Regions from separate parts of the Homo sapiens genome. Here region 1 is linked to region 2. A link is a contact called in ENCODE Hi-C data. All regions are on one chromosome and are shown on one strand. Each heading gives the region's core, a stretch centred on a gene start or an enhancer-like site at or near the end of the contact. The rest is flanking DNA. Distances are from core to core; before and after follow the strand shown.

Region 1 (6,220 bases), core at 1,673-4,172, 5.1 Mb after region 2:
CATCGGTGTTAGGGAACACAGAGAGAATGGTTTCTTATTTAGAGGTAGTTTCTAAAGTGTTCTAAACTTTCTTCTCTGTAGCATATGAGCAGGCAGGGATAAAACAGATCCCCACTAGAATATATAATAAATATATAAGCCAGTTAAAACTAGTCTTTGTCTCGATGGCACTTAAACTTATTATTTTTTCTCCCCATGGAGTTCCATGAGCTCTTCAATCTAAAGGAATATCTTCCTTCAGCGTTATTTGCACAAAAGCAAAAGTACTTATACAATCTGAAAAAGAAAATATTGTAATTCATAACACTAACAAATGCAGCAATGAGGCCTGTGGGAAAAGCTGACCACATAGATCCGGTAAAAGCCCTAGCCTATTTAATTGTAATCACAATAAAGGGACCAATATTAAATTTGTTTCTAAAAATATTAACCAGTTCAAAGGATATCAAATGTACTTGAAACTCTAAAACATTGTTTAAAAAGGTAACTTCTAGTTCTTCAAATGATTTCTAGATTCTCAAAAAGAAAAATAAATTTATCAGCATTGTCTACCTAATATTTGCAGTTTAGGAGGCAAGATATATTGTTAATGTGAAGATGGTTGCATCTGTATTTTGTTGTTTTCAGCTGCACATAATTGTTCTTTTAAAAGGCTTTTGGGAAGCCAAATTTAGTTTACTGGCTTTGAGCATGCAGAATTTTTTAAAGTTTAGTCAAAGTTCCAATGCTGTTTTGAGTAAAGCAAAATTTTAAACAGTATTTTCATACTTTCAGAATATGTTCATATGTAGTTTTTCTAACATAAAATGCATTGATCTTTATGGCTGTAACCAAGAGAGTCTACATCTGGGTAGTCATGCCTTTTGATGATCATACTTCCATGTATTTCAATGACTTGTCAAAGACACACGTTTGAAACACTCGATCCTGTGCCTCCTTCAAAGGAAGTTTAAATAAATATACCTGTAGTAGGAAAATTCCGTTTTTCTAGCATTAGAACACATTATGGTGAAAATTTTTGTGAGCTTAAAATGTGCCCATCACTTAGGCCTAACACATGAATATACTTAGGCCTAAGAGGAGGAAACATTCTAAGAGAAAGTACTTATACATGGGCAACAAAGTAATATGACAGCTATTATGGAAACAATCCTTCTGAATTTCCTAACTTTCATGCCCACAAATTGACAACCACTTGTGTTTATTTTTCTTTTAAAATAATATTTTAAAATCTATGTCCATGATTAATACTCTCTTTTTTGACACTAAATTGAGTATTAGAGTTATCAACTCAAATTCTATTAGAGTATTAATAATCAACGTTACACTAGGTCATAAAATACATGTGTAATAAACATAATAAGCTTGGGTGTTGTTAATATTGTTGAACATTTACACAACTCTGTCCTGACTATTCTCTATGTAATCAGGTATCATGAAGTTTTTCAACTGACATTTTACTACTAATGAGAAACAAATTAGGAAGATGAGTGATGGGAAGAAAAGATGAACATGATTAATAGGTGCTTGTTTCATAAAGACTCTAGGGAGACTTTTAAATCCTTCACTGCTACTATATTCTCACCGAGTGAGGAGCCACTGCACGTGCCTTTTAAAGCTTTCAAAGGAGGGCTGAGTAGTTACTCAATCTGTTACTGATGCTTACTCCATTTGCATCCTGTTGTGAAATGAGGTACACTTTATGTATTGGTGCCAAGGTAAATGTCAACTGTATCCATCAAAAATTTTTAAAACAGACATCTAAGTTAGAAAAAGAAAATAATGTTTCACTTTGGGTCTAATGTTGCAAATAATCGCTCCTGAAGACTAAAACATCTTTGTTGTTCCGCATCCCTTCCCTCCACCCTTCAAGAACTTGCATTTTTTAACTTTTCAAGTGCTTTTGATTAAAAATACCTAATCTACTTTGCTTCACGGGTTTTTTAAAGAATCATTCTTGTTCTCTAAACCAACTTCGTAGAAATAGAGAGGAAGTTAAACTTTATACAGTATTTGAATCTTTAAAGGTATGAGCATCCTAAACAGTAACTCACTTCTAATAAAGATCTTGCCATTCCTAACTGTACTTTACTAAGGTAGCTGTTTAATAAAAACGTATTTATGCAGATTCTATAGAGCAACTAAAACGGGACCCATAGATGTGGTGAGTAGCACAAAATGTGTATGGCAGTTGGCTTTATTTGCAGCGGCATATAAAATTGTTAATAATCCTGTCAAATCTGTTCATGAATAATTTATTAATCCGATTGCTGGAGTGCAGTGCATACAGGAACTCTATGTATGCGTGCATGTGTACACACCCCCCATGCAGGAAGGACACTACTGCCGTATTCCAGAAATGACAAAAAAAAAAAAGTAAAAATAAGCAAGAATCACATAATTAGATGTCTTACAGTCTCATAAAAGGGCAGTGCTGCGAGGTTAAGCTGGTGAGCTAAAAAACAAACAAAACAAACAAAAAACCACAAAAGCAAAATCCAGTTGCCTGAGATCGGAGCTTCCCGCAGGATTCGCGCAGAGCGAGGAGCGGGGAGGACGCCGTTTGCGGGAGGCGGGGGCCGGGATCCCGACACCGTCCGCAGTCTCCCCGGGGTCTCTCAGGGAACCGAGCTGGTGGCCGTCCGAGGTAAGCGCCGAACCAAGGAGAAAGCGCCGAGCGCGTCCACAAAACGCCCGAGGCCGCCCTTCTCGCCAAGGCTCGGCAGCTCCCGCGGCCTGCGCTGGACAAGCGAGAGCTGGACGGAAACGGTGGGAGGCCGTAGGCGGCGGCTGGGGGCGCGGGACCCGCGCGCGGGCGCGGAGGCGGGCGGGGAGGCCCCGCAGCCCGCGCCGCCGCCAGCCGCCCCGAGCCGCGTGCGCGCGCGGCCGCATCAGCTGAGCGCGCGGCGCGTGTCACGTGGTGTGCGTGTCGAAGGTCACGGCGCGCTCACAATGGAGCTCTCGGAGTCTGTGCAGAAAGGCTTCCAGATGCTGGCGGATCCCCGCTCCTTCGACTCCAACGCCTTCACGCTTCTCCTCCGGGCGGCATTCCAGAGTCTGCTGGACGCCCAGGCGGACGAGGCCGTGTTAGGTAAGCCGCTCGGCTCGGCTCGGAGCTGGATCCGCCGGGGTGGAGGGGCGCTCGGAGAAGAGGAGCCGGCGGAGCGAGAAGGGGAAAGCCCCGGGAAGAGGAAGTCTCCGGGCTTTGCCCTTCGCTCCGGACGGAGTGTTGGGGACGTGGCTCTGCCAGGACTCGGAGCAGACTCTGAGCATTGTTTTGGCCCCACTTGGCACCTGCATAGAGCCAACTCCACGTTCCTGGCCCGGTTTCCCTCCCAGTCTCTTTGTTCTTTTGTAAAGCCGGTGTTCAAGTCTTGTTTGTGGCCTAAACATCTAAGGTGTTTAGCCTTGTCTGAGGCTGCGGCTGTTTTGACAGTTGGACTTCATCTGGGGAGCTCCCTGCAATTCAAGCTTCCAGGGCTAGGCTAGCAAAGGTTTAAGGGTCTGTTTCCGAAGTAATTACTAGGTCAGACAGTGTTGACATTTGCCAACTTAGAGCATACCTCAAGTTGCTATGATCACTCCAGCGCTCTAGTTCAGCATGTTTACACAGGTTCTACGCCTAGAACCTTAAACTATGATGCACAATACTTTGTTCCGCCCCAGTTACCAGGATGCGAGTGTCTTTTAAGCGATCCGGTCAGTGACTGCGGAGGTGCAGTGTCAGTATGGATTGAAGACATATTTTAAGACCGATCGCTTTTAGATGATTTTCTTAAATATAAATATCCCAACAATTCAAATTTTTGTTTTTTTTCTGTAGTTTCATGAACTAAACACTTGTACAAAAAGTATGAAAGTGGAAGTTCTTAAACGAAAATAGTAACCACCACCTGGGTTAATCTCAAAAAAAAAATGACTGTCAAACCCTGAAAGTACTAATATAATTTTGAAATTTGTATCTTATATTCTGAACTCATGCCCTACCTTCTACCCCCTTGATGTATTTGTTCATGGAGCCGGTTACCCTAAACTCATCATTTTTAGGATGGAAGTTTATTCTAAAATTGACACAATGTAAAATATTTATCTTGTTTTTCCTTTGAATTTACTCCAGTGTTAGAATGACCATTGCATTGTTATATTTTCTTTGGGGGCTATAATATTTTTTAATAGTAAAAATATTAAGGCAAAATAAGTTAATTGAAGCTAGTAATAGTAGAGTTCTTGTTGTGTTCTTTTTATTGTTTTTCACTTGATCTTGTTGCTCATCTCATTTACTTATAATTGACTGTCCTTATAGTTGATGTTTTTAATCTTGTTAAAGGGTTTTTAAACCCAAATTAAAATATCCTTTTTGGAACATGACTGTAAAGAATTTATTATCATAGGCATCACTGGAAGTTAATTTATTTTAGATCATCCAGACTTGAAACATATCGACCCAGTGGTTTTAAAACATTGTCATGCAGCAGCTGCAACTTACATACTAGAGGCAGGAAAGCACCGAGCTGACAAGTCAACTCTAAGGTACAGGATTTATTTAAATATCCATTTATTTTCAAATACTACCTTAATGATTTCAATTTCAGTTTTAAAAATGGAGACAGAACTTTGGCTTTTTTTTTCTTTCTTCTAGCACTTATCTAGAAGACTGTAAATTTGACAGAGAGCGAATAGAACTGTTTTGCACGGAATATCAGGTTACTTACTTTAAAATTTTTAATTAACAGTACTATTTTTCTTTTACTTTGTTTGTAAAGATGTTTTTTTTTCTTTCTTTCTTGCTTTCTTTTTTCTCTCCAGAATAATAAGAATTCCCTAGAAATCCTACTGGGAAGGTAGGTACTGTATAAGGTGTCAAGCTGAGGCACTTTTCACTTGCAGGTATGAATGGAGAGTGTTGGTGTGAAACAAGATCTTCGGGATCTTGACCCAAAGAAAAGGAGCCAAAGGGCATGTCAAGCAATTGAAGTTAAGCTCATGTTTTTAAAGATCGTTTATTGAGATGATTTTGAAATGCTCCTTTACCATTCATAATTTAAAAATAAAGTTTAACAATGGTTTAAATTCAGAATGGATTAAAATGGAGTTGGGGGTGGAAAGTAGAGCCATTCTTAGTAAATATAAATAACTGAAAAGTTCTTCTGAGGAGACTATGTACGAAGTTATCATTGCATCTTTCAGTATAGGCAGATCTCTCCCTCATATAACGGATGTTTCTTGGCGCTTGGAATATCAGATAAAGGTAAAGTTTAAGAAACTTCTCTAGCGGGGGATTTAGGGAACTTCTTAAAACCTAGAGTTAAAAGCTGTTGCGTGTTTGTTGTGTTATTTTAGACCAATCAACTTCATAGGATGTACAGACCTGCATATTTGGTGACCTTAAGTGTACAGGTATTTATAGATAAGTCTTATCCAATAATGAAATTTATAATTTCATTGATTTAAATAAACAGCGTTTCTTGTTGCGTGTTTTTTTTCCTGCCCTAGAACACTGATTCCCCATCCTATCCAGAGATTAGTTTTAGTTGCAGCATGGAACAATTACAGGTACAGTATTAGGATCTATAAATATTCCTGTCTTTTTATAAATGTTTACTTGAGAGTTATACTCTTGGGAAGTTCAAAAGAAAATTAATCTAACCATTTGTCAGCAGATAATGAAGATTGGTTAAGGATTTAATGGGAAAGGGGCATCAAAAGTAGTATTTTAAGATAGGCTTCACTTGAAATTAAGATGTTATTAATAGAGAATTGGTCTGTATTTGCTGTTCTTGCTGATTGAAATAAACTTCTGTAGTGTTTAGTGTAAATTTCTTCTATTCATGATGAGTTTGGTCCAATAAGATAAACAAAATTAAGAGCATGGCTTTGAAAATGTCTTTGCTTTCAGAAATTGAATTAAACTGTCAAAATTGGATTTTGAAACTTTTTAAATGACTTTATAAAGGGGGAAGTATACATAACATTCTAAAACTGTTTATATTGCCCATTTAAGACTGGGAAAATTCAAAACTACATTTATTAGTGGATATGACAACGAATTTATTTCATAGTTTTTAAAAAATGAAGCTCATTACTGGAAATTTAAGTGAAATTGAATTTTTCAAAGGCATCTTCTGCAGAGTCGTTTTAATGTAACTATGAATCAAACTTTCAACTTTCAGAAAATGTGTATACAGCATAACCTTTGTTAGATAACTTGAGAAAATTCAGA
Region 2 (5,927 bases), core at 3,428-5,927:
CTGCTTGTGGGGAACAGTGGAAAATGAGGATAGATATATATACTTGACATAACTTCCAAAGGCCACTAGTTAACTATGATCCTCAACCTCCTCTGCAGGAAAATTTCTGTTTCCCTCATAGTCTTTATCACCAGTTGCAATCATTTTGTTTGTTCCTTTACGAGTATTGTCTCTCTGTATCATATACATATACGCAGACTCAACACTATGTTCCAAGAGGCTTTGGGCCATACCTGCTTTGGTCCCTTCCCCAGTGTCTACCAGACTGCCCGGCACATGGCAAATACTCAATAAGTATGTTTGGAGTAAAAGAATAAAAGTTGTGTATCACGATACCTTGTGAAGATTAAATGCAGTCATGTCTAAAGTGACTAGCACAATGCTTAAACATAATAAGCACCAGTAAATATTAGCCCCACACCTATATTTCTTCCTTCTATGAACTACTCATGTATTAATGTATATATTCGACAGATGTGCCTGGCTTTTCTCTAGCCACTGGAAATACAATAGTCAACAAAAGAGAGAAAAATTCCTACCTGCCCTTAGGGAGATTACATTCCAGTGAGGAAATGAGCAATTCCTGCCAAGAAGTTTAAAGAAGGAAGTTTTTGGCCAAATGTGGAGGCTCACACATTTAATCCCAACATTTTGGGAGGCCAGTGCTGGAGGATTGCTTGAGCCCAGGAGTTCAAGACCAGCTTGGGCAACATAGCAAGACCCTGGCTCTACAAAAAATAAAAAGTTAGCTGGGCATGGATGGCACTCCCAGCTTCTAGGGAGGCTGAGGCAGTAGGAATACTTGAGCTCAAGAGTTAAGAGGCTGCAGTGAGCTATGACTGCGCCACCGCACTCCAGCCTAGGCAACAGAGCAAGCCTTTGTCTCTCTCTCTCTCTCTCTCTCTCTCTATATATATATATATAAGTTTTAAAGAAAAAGGGGTGATGGCTTGAAGATAGATGCATTGGTGGCAGAAAAGAAAGCATGGAGGGGCCGGGCGCAGCGGCTCACACCTGTAATCCCAGCACTTCGGGAGGCCAAGGCGGGTGGATCACGAGGTCAGGAGATTGAGACCATCCTGGCTAACACGGTGAAACCCCGTCTCTACTAAAAAAATACAAAAACTTAGCCGGGCTTGGTGGCGGGCGCCTTTGGTCCCAGCTACTGGGAAGGCTGAGGCAGGAGAATGGCGTGAACCTGGGAAGCGGAGCTTGCAGTGAGCCGAGATCGCGCCACTGCACTGCAGCCCCGGGGGACAGAGCGAGACCCCGTCTCAAAAAAAAAAAAAAAAAGAAAAGAAAGAAAGCAAGAAAGCATGGAGGAACGGAAGCCAATTGCAGTATTGCAGGAAGGAGGTATGAAATGGCTTGGATCTGAGTGACAGCAACGTAACAGAGGAGTGGATCCAGGAAGAGCGGGGCATGATACCCATTGGATCTGAGATGGAAGAGTTAGTTAGGAAGTGGCAATGATGAAAGTTTCCAATCTTGTTGTTTTGCTGTATTGCCCTGAATAGACAGGGAAGCTGGCAGGGGAAGCGATGGTGGTTCATGGGCTTTAGGGCGTGAGACGAGCTAAACCCAGTCTTGAATGTGATTCCTCCTAAGAGGCAAAATGGAATCTAAATGAAAATTTTTAACTCACTAATGAAAGTAATGTTTTAGAATGCAGGTGAAAACAAATCTCCCTTCTTACATAGTATGATCACTGTTACGTCATTTGATTTTGTTTTTTACATCATTTTACATCGTAAACATGGTGTTATAGCTGTCTGCCAAATTCCTCTAAAAATATGCCCCTTCGCAGCAAGATCTGTGTTAATCATCCCATCTCTTCAGTTCCTGGAACACAGTAGGTCCCTAAATGATAAGTCCAGCACTTAATATTTGTGAATTGAACTGGTTGATAGTAAGCAAAATTTTGTTATCAAGGCAAACAGAAAAGAGAAGTGCATTTAGAGTCAGAAAGGCCTCGATTCAAATTCTTGTCCCCTTCTTCCCACCCCTGCTAGTCATACAACCACAAGAAAATTGCTAGCCTGCATCTTAGGCTCCTCATTAGTGAAATGGATGATCAAGTCTATCTTGCAGGAGGGTGTGAGTGCATCAAGTTAAATTAAATATATACACAGTGTCTGTCATTCAGTTGGCATCGACATTACCTATTATACTATTTATTATTATTACCTGTATTTCCATGGATTTTAGGTTTTGCTATGGTTTTCATGCTCTCAGTGTACCCTCCTTCTTCTTTCTAACATTCCATCCAAACAGTCCTGCTAGATGCTGTTCTCTTGGCATGGCTAGCCAGCTTTCCCAAAGCCTCCATAGGCCACTAAGCTTCTGTCCACACGGCTGGCTGGTCCGTCAGTTTAAGTCACCCAATTCAACTGACATCATGACAGCTTGCAAATTCCAAAATCACTGTTGGTAATTTAGATGTGGTAGTGTTTATGCCTGGCCTATGAATTATACCACCACGTCTTTATTTATATGCAACTTGCATCATGCTGTGTTGAAAGCAGCTTCCCAGTCCAGCACTTGAAAATACTTCTCAGATAGGTTTTCATAGCAATTAAAAAATAAACACAAAACCCGGGAAAGCTATGTCTGTGTACCCAAAAGATACCTAAGAACACAGTAGCATAGAGAGCAGGCTGAGTTGTCTCACTCAAGGATGTGAGTTCAGATTCATTGATCTCCCTGACTGAAAACTATCACCCATTGATTGAGGCACTGTATATCTTATCTCAGAATGAAATGAATTCTTAAGTCTCATGAATTCTACATGAATGAATGAAAGTGTTTCTGCAACTTTCACTTCTCTTGCAGCCCACCAAAAACAATGGCATTTTCTAATAGGAAAAACACATTGAACGCTGTATATGTGCGTATGTATATGTGTGTGTAGTACATACATATACTTTATTTTGAGACAGGTTCTCACTCTGTTGCACAGGGTGGAGTGCAGTGGTGTGCACAGCCTACTGCAGCCTCAATTTCCCAGGCTCAAGCAATCCCCCTGCCTTAGTCTCCCAAGTAGCTGGGACCACAGGTGTGCACCATCACGCCTGGCTTTTTTTGGTTTCATATATATATGTTGCCTAAGCTGGTCTCAAACTCCTGATCTCAAGCAATCCTCCTGCTTTGGCCTCCCAAAGTGCTGGGACTACAGAACACCTACACTTTTATACATTCTATATGCATCAAACAAACATATGTCTGTGACAAGAGAGCAGCCTATCACAGCCCAGAGACTTCAGAATGGGGACAGGTTGGAAGGAGGAGCTACCTATCCCTGAGATGATGAAGAGGACCAGTGCCCATTCCAGGAGACATCACCGCAGCCCTGAGGAATCGGCTATGGGCACCAGCAGGGCACAGTGCCACACCTCGCCAATGCCTTGTCCTCCTTTTCCATAGTGAGTCAGTCAGCAAGCGTCGCATTGCCCTGGGATCGGCACTGCACGTAGAAGTGAGTTCCACACTCTCTTCCTCCCATAGGGAGATCACTTTTCTCATTCTAAGGGTTCCAGGCACACTCACAATGGTGGCATTTGCTGAGCAGTGGCTTGAATAAAGGGCTCTCAGAAAGCAAGATGTAACTCAGAGCATAGGCTTGTCCTCCAGGGCACCCAGCCCCAGGAATGCTCTTGGGGAATGACCTGCAGCCTCCCAGTGAAAGAGAGAATAAAAGAAAGCCCCAGCAGGCGAGCTGGGCAGTAGAGAGTCCTGTAATTCCACCTTGGCAAGCACCATTTGCAAGAACGAACTGGGATAAGGTAAACAAAATATTGCCTAAAAGAGGCTTGTCCAAAGAAGTCAGAATACGCTCTTCATTTACCTCTAAATTATGTTTCTTAAATACCAAGTAACCTGCAGTACCCCCTGCCGCCACCAAAAAAAAAGAGAGAAATACTTTTTTTTCTCCTATCCACTGCAGAATCAATTTTACAGTGGTTCTGCAGTTAATCCTTTCAGTACACCATAAATCTAAATACTCAAAAAAACCTGTGCCTTTTCAATTGCTACTAAATCACGAGAAGACTGATTTACATAGTCTCCTTTTATCTCCCTTGGCGGGTAAGTACTCAGCTCTGCTCGTTACTAATATTGAAACAACAGCCCTTGAATTGAGTGATTTCCCTAGAAAGGTTAAGGTGACCGAATCTGAACACTCCCTCCATGTCTTGGACACGAAGTTTTTTGCTGCGTAGACAGTTTTATCCCCCTCACCCCAAGGTCAATTGCACGAATTCTTTTGGAAAACAGGACCTATGGCATTTCCCAGACAAATCACCGTGAACCCTGTACTGTGCATTGCTGTCCTAAAATTAACACATAAATCTATTGCCGCCAAAGATTCTGTCATTTGTGTTACATAATTGCCTTTCATTTGAACTCATTAATCAAATTGGGGTTTTTAAGCAACACCTAATTAATTCTTTAACTGGCTCATATTATACCTTTAATGACTTCCACCAGGGTAAAAACCACTGATCACTGAGTTCTATTTTGAAACTACGGACGTCGAGTTTCCTCTTTCACCCAGAATTTTCAGATCTTGTTTAAAAAGTTGGGTGTGGTTTCATGGGGGGAGGGGGAAGAGCGAGAGGAGACCAGAGGGACGGGGGCGGGGACTCTGCAAGAAAAACCTTCCCGGTGCAATCGTGATCTGGGAGGCCCACGTATGGCGCCTCTCCAAAGGCTGCAGAAGTTTCTTGCTAACAAAAAGTCCGCACATTCGAGCAAAGACAGGCTTTAGCGAGTTATTAAAAACTTAGGGGCGCTCTTGTCCCCCACAGGGCCCGACCGCACACAGCAAGGCGATGGCCCAGCTGTAAGTTGGTAGCACTGAGAACTAGCAGCGCGCGCGGAGCCCGCTGAGACTTGAATCAATCTGGTCTAACGGTTTCCCCTAAACCGCTAGGAGCCCTCAATCGGCGGGACAGCAGGGCGCGGTGAGTCACCGCCGGTGACTAAGCGACCCCACCCCTCTCCCTCGGGCTTTCCTCTGCCACCGCCGTCTCGCAACTCCCGCCGTCCGAAGCTGGACTGAGCCCGTTAGGTCCCTCGACAGAACCTCCCCTCCCCCCAACATCTCTCCGCCAAGGCAAGTCGATGGACAGAGGCGCGGGCCGGAGCAGCCCCCCTTTCCAAGCGGGCGGCGCGCGAGGCTGCGGCGAGGCCTGAGCCCTGCGTTCCTGCGCTGTGCGCGCCCCCACCCCGCGTTCCAATCTCAGGCGCTCTTTGTTTCTTTCTCCGCGACTTCAGATCTGAGGGATTCCTTACTCTTTCCTCTTCCCGCTCCTTTGCCCGCGGGTCTCCCCGCCTGACCGCAGCCCCGAGACCGCCGCGCACCTCCTCCCACGCCCCTTTGGCGTGGTGCCACCGGACCCCTCTGGTTCAGTCCCAGGCGGACCCCCCCCTCACCGCGCGACCCCGCCTTTTTCAGCACCCCAGGGTGAGCCCAGCTCAGACTATCATCCGGAAAGCCCCCAAAAGTCCCAGCCCAGCGCTGAAGTAACGGGACCATGCCCAGTCCCAGGCCCCGGAGCAGGAAGGCTCGAGGGCGCCCCCACCCCACCCGCCCACCCTCCCCGCTTCTCGCTAGGTCCCTATTGGCTGGCGCGCTCCGCGGCTGGGATGGCAGTGGGAGGGGACCCTCTTTCCTAACGGGGTTATAAAAACAGCGCCCTCGGCGGGGTCCAGTCCTCTGCCACTCTCGCTCCGAGGTCCCCGCGCCAGAGACGCAGCCGCGCTCCCACCACCCACACCCACCGCGCCCTCGTTCGCCTCTTCTCCGGGAGCCAGTCCGCGCCACCGCCGCCGCCCAGGCCATCGCCACCCTCCGCAGCCATGTCCACCAGGTCCGTGTCCTCGTCCTCCTACCGCAGGATGTTCGGCGGCCCGGGCACCGCGAGCCG

What was found. A loop is a pair of places that touch in the nucleus more often than their neighbours do. Pooled maps may share reads with other maps.
Region 1: a pooled map shows a loop between it and region 2 (5-fold over the local background). The contact joins the promoter of COMMD3-BMI1 here to the promoter of VIM in region 2. A Hi-C loop is called at or near these places in 2 of 168 maps with a recorded cell type or tissue (naive thymus-derived CD4-positive, alpha-beta T cell and vagina) and 7 of 50 pooled maps.

The regions. Positions count from the first base shown.
Region 1 is chr10:22,313,466-22,319,685 of GRCh38, forward strand. COMMD3-BMI1 (COMMD3-BMI1 readthrough) reads left to right here and starts at 2,923. Exons shown (of 14, transcript NM_001204062.2): 1 at 2,923-3,091; 2 at 4,419-4,530; 3 at 4,640-4,703; 4 at 4,807-4,841; 5 at 5,494-5,553. The coding sequence starts at 2,953. It overlaps COMMD3 (COMM domain containing 3), which reads left to right and starts at 2,923. Exons shown (of 8, transcript NM_012071.4): 1 at 2,923-3,091; 2 at 4,419-4,530; 3 at 4,640-4,703; 4 at 4,807-4,841; 5 at 5,188-5,248; 6 at 5,341-5,397; 7 at 5,494-5,553. The coding sequence starts at 2,953. RefSeq lists a silencer at 2,781-2,900 and an enhancer at 3,171-3,470.
Region 2 is chr10:17,223,564-17,229,490 of GRCh38, forward strand. VIM (vimentin) reads left to right here and starts at 4,678. Exons shown (of 10, transcript NM_003380.5): 1 at 4,678-4,961; 2 at 5,713-5,927. The coding sequence starts at 5,860. VIM-AS1 (VIM antisense RNA 1) reads right to left here. Exons shown (of 3, transcript NR_108061.1): 1 at 5,782-5,927. RefSeq lists a silencer at 3,157-3,371.